2 separate regions of the Homo sapiens genome follow, and region 1 is linked to region 2. Evidence: read pairs that join two places in POLR2A ChIA-PET (ENCODE). Cell type or tissue: CD4-positive, alpha-beta T cell. All regions are shown on one strand. Links, peaks and the distances in the headings refer to the core of each region. The heading gives the core; the rest is flanking DNA.

Region 1 (5,387 bases), core at 144-5,143, 120 kb after region 2:
TTTATATCATTTCTGGGTCTTATTCTACCCTAGGTATTGGCTGGGATCCACCAAAACTTCAATCAATTTTCCTTTCTTAAGGAGATAATTGGAGCCCTTTGATTTTCCCAAAACTCCAGAGCAAACTTACCCTCTCACCGTTGAACCATTTCATATCAAAGAAAACTAAGCTGTGTTTCTCCAGACTCCACCCAAGAAAGAGACTTTCATTCCTCCCTCAAACCCTTGGGCAGTGTTTTTTGTTGCTACTTTAGTAGAAACTACGGAAACAATTCACAGTTTACAGCAGTCCCTGCAGCAAGATCCCACACATGTGGCAGAACTGGGCAGACTCCTGCTCATCATTCCTACTTGGGGCTCCCCACACAGGAGCGGGGGCAGGAAGAAGGCTCAGCAATCACTTCTACAGAACCTCCTCCTACAGGACTTTTACCCATCACCCCAAATTTTGGGTACACAGCTTGACCAATATTTATCTGTTCAATAAATACTATTTGAAGATACTCTCTGTCCTATCTACTGAGATGAAATTTTTCAGTTTGCTATTGTTGCTTTAATGTTTATGTCAAAACGTGCAATGTCACTCCAAGATGAGGGAATGCGGGCTGTGAACTCTGTTGGACCCAAATGTCCTCAAAGGTGGAAAGCTGCCTTCACTCCTCAACGCCCCCACTGTGAGGATGAGGCCAGACACAAAGTAGTATTCAATTCAGTATCATGTGAATGAATGACAGGAAATGGCAAATGAGTGAGTAGGAGAAAGAAAAATGCCTTGTGGAGCAGAGAATTTGCTAAAGGTGGTGATTGTCACTCAAGTATGGTGAGTTGAGCTTTTCTTTTGACTCACTTCACATCACAGACTAATATATCCACTTTAAATCAATGCTCTTCTTCTAATGATTTTTATTGTGGCATGTCAGTCAGGCCAGGAGAGGTCAGGACCTAAATCTGGGCAGCTTGGCAGATGCCTTAGGCTGAATAGGCCACTGAGTCAGTTTCAAAGTTTAGCCCAGATTGGTAGAATCAGGCAGGCATCATAGGTGCAGAGGAAAAAAAAAAAAAAAACAGATCCAAGGAATCAGTGAAGACTCAAGTAAGTAGACACAGAACACCAGTCTAGACAGGTGAGGAAACTTAGTCTAAAACTCTTGGAGCAAGAACATACCTCAGCAGGCTAAAGATTCATAGGAGTTTGAGACCTGAGTCAGAGGCCTCTTGTCTTCTACTTCCGCTGTGTAAATTTATCAGGCTTTAATATTGTACATTCGGTACCAGAAGGGCAGGATGAGCCCTACAAGTGAAACTTTCTCCTGGTCAACTCAAGAGGAGGGAGTTAAGCTTAGGTGGGAAGCTTTCAGTTCTCTACTCTCTTTAAGAAGACAGTCTAATGGCTCATAATCTTGATTCTTCACCAGCGTTTGCTCCAGGTTGCCTAAGGTTTGGGCAAATAGACACGATTTCAAGCTTTGGTTTCAAATCCACTCATAGTCTTCTACTTTACTAAAGTTGGCTGGGCCATGAGTGAACAGAGCTTTCTTGTGCCTAATTGACTTCTTGGTGCCTTTCTTCCAGACCTAGGACTTTCACATTAGGGGTCACAAGTACCCAAGAATAAAGGCGTGTGCCAGAAGGGACTCGAAGCCACAGGGCAAACATAGCACATCCAGAACATCAATTTTGTGTGTGTGTGTGCATGTGTGTGTGTGTGTGTGTGTGTGTAACAAAATGTGAATGAATTTACAAAAACAAACTATGCAGCTTGAAAGAAATGCCAGGATCAGTGCTTGTCATGCCTGCCATACAGGGCTCTGGGGAGTGTGCATTTACTCAGCTCCATGATTAGGGCACATCTGGCGCAAGAGTTGAGAAGCTTTGCCCTCGGGCCGCACACACATCAATCCTACCACTGTGGAGGTGATGGAGGCACTAAAGGTGACTTCCATCCAGGTCATTCATACTTCCCACTCTGAGAGCTTCATTATGTGTTTTCTGAGCCTGACTGCCTGAGCTAAGCGCATCTCATCCTGGGTGCTGAATGCGGGGAGAGGGTAGAGAAAATGTTGAGGTGTCCCCAGAGGCTAGAACGTGTTACCAGTATAAAGGTACTCCCCAAAACACAATCTCAAGCTTTTGCTGGTAGCCGCATGATTTTAGAATATTAGGTCCATATTTATATAGAAGTTCTGTTAGTCCTGACTACAGCAAATGAAGTCAAAGATTTGAGTGAGGAAAGGCAATAAAAAGGAAAGAAAGGCTTAACTGTGCAAAGACAAAAGGTATCTACAGCAGGCAGAGGGAAAAAAACAGAGTACGGTTGGAAAGACCGTGAAGTTCATGTAGTTCAATCAAGCATCAGGTGCTTCAATTCTATCATGTTACTGTCTTATTGGTGCCAAGCTTGGCTTGGATGCTTCCAGTTATAGGAACTCACTTCCTCCTCTACTTCATTATATTGCTTAACTCTGACTTCTAGAATATTCTCCTTTATACTTGGCTGAAACAGAAAGATGTGTGGCATAAATTTTACTTTCTCTTTTACTTCTGCTACTCAAAGGAAGAGGAAGCTGTGGGTGCAGATGTTGCTAAGATAAACTACAACTTCCTCCATGACCAGTTTCTGCAGTTTAGGAAGGGCAGAGCCGAACACGTGGCTGAGTTGGGGAGTTAACTACAGACACTTAAGCAAATCAGAATCCTTTGAAACAAAATCATCAAAAGGCCAAGAAGCATTTGTAAGGGCTTTTGACTACAACCTAACATTCAGAGAGAGTTGATCAGAGAGAGTTGTTGACACACTAAAAATTCATTACTTTTATTTACATTGAAATTTATTTACTTTATTAAAAAATATTTTTGTTGGTTAAGGTTGTTTGTACAAACTTGTAATTTTAATATTTAAAAAGTTGGAAGAGAATGATAGTATTAGGTAATGATAATATTACTAATTTTTACTCCATGGATGAGGTGGCATCATGCTATTTCCAATTGATAGTGGCACACCAAATTGCAGAGTCATGTTGTTAAAAGAATGCATTCCCAAGATTAGATTGGTTAAATGATAACAAATGCACAGAGGTCATTCTGTTGTGACTGAAGCTCAAGTGATTACTAATATACACATTAATACAACAATGTCTCCTAATAATAGACATAATTCTCATAATTCTAGGAACCTTGGGGTGGGGTGGTAGCCTGGAGAAAAAAAAGGTAAGGGTGGCAGATCAATTGATTTTCCTGCTAGTTGAGATCAACTATCTCTGCCAAAATAGTCTTCCTAATTGCATAAAGTTATATGCAGCATGGATAAGAATTGTTTACTCTGCCATTCTACCTATTTTAACTTTTTTAAAAAAGAGAAATTTGTTGACATTTCAAAGCCTTCATCTCAAACATTTGAGACATAAAAATCCCCTGAGGAGAACATTTTAAAGACAGGAGGAAAAGATGCCATCCCAGAGGATCTGATGCAGGAGGGTTGGCATTTGATCCAGAAATCTGTATATTGCATAAACTCCTAGTTGTTCCTGTTGCTGGTGATCTACAGGCATTTTTAGGAATAATTGACACTGACAGAACATATTATACGTGCCTGAAGTGAGCCTTGAATACCAGTAGGTGGCTCTATAACATCTTAAATCAGGGACTTTGCAGCTAACTAGCTAACTAGCTAGAAAATAAAGGCTCTGAGGCCTTTATTTCCTCTCAATTTCCTTTTCAGGGATTGGAGGTGGCGTGGGAAGGAGAAATGGAAGAGGATGCTGGAATGTGGTGTGGTAGACGGAAATGAATGGATATTAAAATGAATTTTACAATCATCACTTGTTAGTAGCCCTCTCAAAAGTATTATAGTAACGACTACTGTTAAAATAAATTTTCTGAAAGCATACCAGAAAAACTTAATGTCCAATAAACTTAAAAGGCACAGAGGCTCTTAGGGTCTTCCTGAACACCGAGCTTTCAAATCTGGGAGAAACAATCTTATGGCCAGCCATTGCTGCCGTTCACTCTTGTCTCATTACAGAATCCCAGTTGTGGGCCATAAATACCAAGTGGGCATGAGGTAATATAGACAACGCTACTTCCTGCTTAAGCTTCTGCTTCTCTTCTACCCAGTTTCTCAAGGACACACCACCTGGGTATAATCCGGGAATGGTCACAGTAAAAATGACAAAACAATAGTCTCCGGCTCTACCCCAATCAACAAAATAAGTGGATCCCAATCCTCTGTCTTCTGATGTCAGGAATGTGTAAGTTGTATCATGTGTCCACAAGTGTGTGCCTCAGTGTCTCCATTTCCTTGGAGGCTCCTGAAGATCCCCAGTTGCTGCAATGATGTCACTCTTCCTGGAGGTAATTGCTGCTGCTGTCGTCACGTCCCAGCACCACCTATGTTGGTTGCATCTCCTCATTCTCCTCTGATCTTTATCATACAGTCTTTTGGCTTGAGCTGGGTGAAGAAGCTTGGGAAAGACTAGGAATAAACTCTACTGGTACGAGGCCATAAAGCAAAGCAGCTTCTACTCCATCCCATCTTTCGTTTACTTGGCTCCTCATTTCAGTCCCTTATTCCTTTTCCACCCACCCCACTCCCCAGCCAGAAAAAAAAATTGTGTGTGACGCATCACTGTGGAACTCAAAGCATCATATAACCTCACTCTCCTCTAGGCAATATCCCTCGACCAAATACATGTCTGTGTTCTGATTCTGCTTGGGATCTGTTCCTTCCCCATCTCGTACACAGCCTGGGAAGTAAGACAGTCCTGGGGCTTAGCTCTGGGGACCAGGGACAGCCCTGGTCCCAATATCATTAAATCAATATGCTTCCTCCAAGGCTTTTTGGGTGCCTTTAATCAAGTAAAATCAGGCCGGCTTATCCTGCCAACTACACATGTCTGAATGGCAAGCTGTTTTGGTGCTTTATCTGGGATCCTCACTACTCATTTATCACGTGAATCCAAACAAAACAAACCACTTGTAAAGTACAGACATTTCAAACAATAAGGGAGTCTCCAAATAGAGGGCTAAGGTTATAGTCAGCTCTTCAGGAATCCAGCAGGGTCTTTACCATTACATGTCACCTATTATAATTGTAACCCTGGTAAAGGCTGTTTATGAACAAAGCATATTTAAAAGCTTGGAAAATTTTTTATGTTGACAAGAGAGGCCATTGCAGGTTTTTAAGAAGGGAAGCAAAATTATTCACATTGTATTTTGGAAGATAATTATGGCAGAATGGGGAATGGTTGGGGAAATAAGAGTGTAATGGAGAAAAAATTTCCAGAAAACAGATTTGCATATGTATTTACATAAATGAGATTGGTTGTATTCAATAAAAATGGATGAACAGTTTGATGAGGTGTTCAAGTAATAAAAAATAATTTAAGAGA
Region 2 (5,387 bases), core at 118-5,117:
GGTGGGGCTGAGGCAGAGTGGGATTGTGAGTAATCCCAGAGAGAGAAAAGAGCTTGCATGAAGCTCTTTGGAGTGTTTGAAGAAATGGGAAAATGCCAGTGGGACAGCAATACAGCAATTAAAGGATAAGGCAGGTAAGGACCAGATCATGTTGGACCTGGTCAGCTTCCCTTTTAAAAGGTTTCTATTTTGATCTCAGAACCATAAGAAGACATGGAAGTATTTCCAACAAAAGGATGGCATGACATTTATAGGCTGACTGTATTTGTGTTGTTTAAAAAAAAAAAGTCATACTGACTTTCATGTGAAAATGAGGTGAAGATGGACAAGAAGGAGAAGGTAGAGACAACTCAGGAGACCACCTCAGTAGCCCAGAAAAGAGAGAGTGGTAGTTCAGGTAGATATAGAAGGAAAATGGCAAATTTTGTTCATTGGGCATAAAACAGATATGATCATAGAGAGAATATAAGACAAGGGCAGTATGAAGGAAGGAGAGAAAGAAGTTAAAGGTGACATCTGGGTGTCTGGCATGCACACCTGAATGGTGGTGCTATTCACTGTGATGGAAGGTAAAGGAAGGTTTGTGGGTGAATTTATGAAAGTGATTCTGGGTATACAATATTTAGTCTAGGGCAGGTAAAGGGACAAAGGAAGCTGCTAACTATGAAGCATTCACACCAAACATACTTTGGAGGCCTGCATTTAGAAGTGGGAATCCTAGATTTAAGTTCTAGCTCCTTTCTGAATAGAAATAAAATTTGACTTGGGGCCTGTGGTGTAAATTCTCTGAGCCCATTTGGAAAATGATTATAATAATGCCTGCCCTAAATTACCTGGTCCTAAAGTAAATGATTTTCATTTCTGCTAATGGAAAACAATGAAAGTGAAAGCCAACAGATGCAAAATGCACTGGCAGTGGACTGGTTCTAACTCAGGGCAAAGTGGCCTGGTAATATAAGAAAAAAAAATAACTCGTGAAGGTCATATTAAAGGGGGCATAGAGCTGTCCAGAACAAGCAACAGGTATGGATTTATAGCCTCCTCTCCATGTCTTATAACTTACTTGCTTTAAAAATATGCTGTTGGAACAGTCCACCTATAGGCCAAGGTCCCATCAACTACTATCTTATAATGCCCAATTCCCTTGCTGTTTTCCAGGAGGAAAACACACCACACACACACACACACAGACACATACACACACACACACACACACACACACACTTCAGTTCAATTAAGGATGGAGTGGAGTGGGATTGAAGTAAAGAGAAATGGAAGACCTATATAGAAAACTGTTTAGCTATACATAGTTTGATTCAGGTAGCCTGTATTTGGATATTGGCTCTATCATTTACCATACGTTTCATCATTCCCAAGTTGTTTCAAGTTTCTTACATAACAAATATGGATAATTATAGTGCTTTCTTTACAGGTATCACTAGCTTGGTGATTAAATGAGATAATCTGTGTAATGCACTTAAACATATAGTTCCTGCTAAAGGATAAGAGTTTGGTAAATGGTAGTTTTCAATTAAGAATAGTAATAATTATATTGAGCAAATTCTATTTCTCAGTTCCAATTAAATATGAGCCCTGCTCCTTCTTTTTATATATTGACCTCATTTGGAACCCAGTAAGACATTTGCCATGTAATGTTAGTACAAGTACACATTGACCTTGGTTTCATACATAGTTTTTTTTGTACATTCTGCCTGAACCAGTAAACAATACTATTGCCTCACGGAGGACTCAGTGTTTCCTTCATTGAGACTTGGCAACATGGACTGATGTACCTTATAGGAAATAGAATAAGTGATGCCACAAAATGAAGACAGCAATGGAGAACAGATAGTATATTATCCAGAAAGGAGGATGATGTTGCCTTTAAAGAAATGTATTTCTTAAAATAAAGAGAACCAAGGGAGTTAAGCTTGTAGCTACTAAAAACTGCAGGTCACTGGAGAGGCAGAAACCGTATCTATACTTTTTGCGGTTGGAAAATTTCCGGTCTTCTGAATGTAACTTTGCTGCTGTCATCTGGATCAGATGAAAAGCAATGGCCTCAGTGTTAGAGAAATGGTTCTGGTATTGTGATTTTGGGTACAAAGGGAGTAAAATAGAAAAGAGCAAAACAGAAGGGGGAAACATCCTTCACCACAGAGTGACCACAAATGTAAGCCTGGTACGGAGCTACAGAGTAGGCAGCTGACTAAAGGGAGGCAGTTGCCATCTGAGAGCTCTGTCAAGTTCACAACCAATAGCATATTTTCTTTCTACCCTTTACTGTTTTGATCTTCTCTTGCTTCTTCTCCTCTCACTTGTACAGTTTTCTTCTTATGCCCCTGTGCAATCTTTAAGTTTACAAGCTAGTTGGGTAAGCAAAACACACCTGAAGTGCAAACACTTATATAGTACATAAACAAATGCAAATTGAAGTGGTGCATAAGAACCTAATTTGAAAATGCTGAGGGACTTGAAGTGTTTGAGTTGATCATCTCTTCCTGTTTCTTTTCTGTTGCTGTTTGAGTCATTCTCTCTTGTCTGCTCACAACACAGTGTGTGTCTAAATCCTGTTCCCATGTTCCCCAAGGGCCTAGCTGTGAAAGGATTCTGTTCTCTTTTCACAATATTTTGTCTCTGTGTGTGTCTTAGTGCTCTGAGATTGTGGACAAGAGTGGAAATATAATAAACAGTGTGAGGTTTGCCTCTTTTTCGCTTTCACTTGACAGAGTTTCCTCCTAGGTTAGGAGATTTTCAGTCACTCCAAGAAATGCAGTTCTCTGAGTTAAGCCTTGGATTGTCATAATCTAGATTTCATTCATTTGAATGCTACTGGATCCCATAATGCTTCAGATTGTAAGATTTTGGTGCATTTTAAAATTTGTAGTTATTAAGATCAGTTATAAGAGTATAACATGGCTTTAATTTACTAGTTCACAGTAAATGCCTTGGTGGGCTGTTAATGTTATTGGAAGCAGTAGTAGCAGTGAATGCGGTTGGAGAAGTCATGGTCCTGGAAGTAGTAGTAATAGTAGCAATAAAATTTTGATACTACAATGTTGATAAGCTTGGTCTAAAACATGTTGTTATCCTGTCTAGTTTGTATTGAGCCTGAATGCTGGCTCTTCTTAAATTCCTGTATTTAGTCTTTATCCAACAAGTGTTTTTGAGTGCTTACAGTGCTAGACACTGGGCACTAGGCACAGAGTAGGCATATATGCATGACTGTGTCTTCATGAATCACAAAGTTCAATAGGAAGAAGTTGACATTCATCAAATAAGCAAACAAATATCAAATTGCAACAGTGAGAAGTGCTTCAGAAGTGAGGAAGTAGTGTATGAGAGGGTATAATAGGAAAATCAGAAAAGACTTTCTTTACTTTGTCCTTTCCTTTCCCTTCCCCCTTATTTTCATTTCCCTCTCTTCTCCCCTCCCCTCTCTTCCCCTCCCCTCCCCTCTCCTTTCCTTTCCTTTGGAAGCGCTGCTTCAACTGGAGTTAACCAAGTGAACACAGAGCTTTACAAAGAACAGGACATGCAAAGGTTCTATGGGGGAAGGAAGTTATAACAACTGGGTAGGCAGGGGAGATTTTAAAAGGTATTATGGCTGGAGCAGAGGGATTACAGGTGAGGCAGTTGACGATAAGGTTAGAAAGATTGATTAGTCCATTTAAGGAGTTTTGTCTTTATCCTAAGAGCTGTGGGAACTAATTAAAAGGTGGTTGTTTTGTTTGATTTTTTTTGTTTTGCATTTCAAAAATGCATCTTTGTGGTTCAAGTGTAGAGAATGAATTGGAGAAGGCAGAGACGATAGTGTGGATCAGTTAGAAGACAACAGCAGAAAGCTACATGAGAGATGCTGGTACCATTAAGTACAGTGGCAATGAACTAGAAATAGAAGAATGTTTAGATTAGAAACTTGTGTAGGAGATTCTCCCCACAGGATCAGTGGTGGATTGCCTACGTGAAGGAAGGAATAAAAAGCAGCGTCAAGGATGATGCTTTAATTTCTAATATGTGACACAGAAAAAATAGGGGAACATTGTATTAGGGAACACTGGAAGATGATCAGATCATACAGAAATTATTTTGCATTTAATCTTATAGATGTTGAGTTAGGCATGAAGTTGTGACATACAGAAGACGTTAGGTAAACTGGATATACAATTTCAGATCTAGGAGAGAGGTTTAAGCTGAAGATACAGAGTCATCTGAGTGTGAGTGTTAACTAAAATTCTGGGAGTGAAAGAAATCCTCTAGGAAGAGAAAATCAAGCAAGAAAAGCCATGTGGCACTTCAGCAGAGTCCATGGTGACGGATGGAGAAAGGTGAGTCTTCAGAGGATAATGAAGAGCAATTAAAGAGGCAAAAGTAGAATCAGGAGTGAATTGGGTCACAAAAACCTGGAAACATATTACATAAAAGGAATAGCCATCAATTATAAAGTTTCTAAGAAGATAAAATAGTTATTCGAATGTATTTTAAAACATGAAGTTTTTTTTATCACCTAACAGGAACTGTTTGATGGCATTATGGAATGGAAGTCAGGCTGGAGGGAGAAGAGGAATGAGTGGGAGGCAAGGAAATGGGGACAGCACATTGATATGACTTTCAAGAAATCTGCCAGTAGTAATAGGAAGAGTAGATAGAGGTGTTCAAATGCGGGATTCTGTTGATACTACAGTAGTGATGGTGGTGGTGGTTTCAATTAATAAGAAACACTTGACTGTGCTTCAAAGTTAATGGGCAGGATCTAGTTGAAAAAGGGTAGTTAAATACACAGTATGGAAGATAAAATAATAAACCAAGGTTTCTAAGAAAATGGGGACAATGATACTCACAACACAAGTAGGACTACCCCGATATTGAAAAAAAAAGAACAGTTTTTTTTTATTGTAACAGGTGGGAGGGAAAATAAGATGAGTGCATATGATGAGGGAGGTGCTGTCTTCTATTTCTCTAAAATAGGAAACAAAACCATCTTCAGCTAGAGAGAGGAAGGAAGCTTCAGAAAAGAAGATTGAGGAAGGTTTGAAACAGCTGCTATGGATAGAAGGGAAATGGATTCACTAAGTTAACACATTTGGATTTTTGGTCTGTGTTGAACATCCATTTGGGTATGGTATGAAATGGTAGTGAAAACAATTCGCACAAGGCTTTCTCCAGCAGTGATTGGCTGCTTGAGTCTGGGCATTAAAAAGTACATAGTGCCACATTTGGATTCCTTTTTAGATTGTTGCCAAAAGGAAAACAAAAAGGCAAAGGATTTGGGGTATAAGCAAAAATATTATTGACATAATGCACTATAGAACTTTAGCTTGATAATAAGAGATGCAAAGAAAAAATAAAGCTGGTGATTTGGAAAAAAGTAGAGTGATTAACTCATT

What was found. ChIA-PET counts read pairs that join two places held together with the same protein. Peaks named below come from ENCODE experiments on the same cell type or tissue, not always from the same donor. Only the 100,000 strongest peaks of a DNase experiment are listed, where the experiment ranks them.
Region 1: POLR2A ChIA-PET joins it to region 2 with 9 read pairs; 6 of 35 experiments call an interaction of 5 or more read pairs at or near these places.

What each region holds. Positions count from the first base shown.
Region 1 is chr3:111,665,494-111,670,880 of GRCh38, forward strand. It overlaps a transcript of CD96 not described here. Among named protein-coding and RNA genes, the nearest start is that of PLCXD2, 6.5 kb to the right of the region's middle. RefSeq lists an enhancer at 2,442-2,491. In CD4-positive, alpha-beta T cell, for the core only: CTCF peaks have their summits at 3,601 (motif pointing right) and 3,801; DNase peaks (open chromatin) are centred at 2,608 and 3,628; H3K4me3 peaks cover 543 bases; H3K27ac peaks cover 2,968 bases.
Region 2 is chr3:111,545,724-111,551,110 of GRCh38, forward strand. The region is part of intron 2 of CD96 (CD96 molecule); the gene reads left to right. Among named protein-coding and RNA genes, the nearest start is that of CD96, 6.2 kb to the left of the region's middle. In CD4-positive, alpha-beta T cell, for the core only: no CTCF peak of the experiment used is centred there; DNase peaks (open chromatin) are centred at 2,158 and 2,498; H3K4me3 peaks cover 3,293 bases; H3K27ac peaks cover 4,911 bases.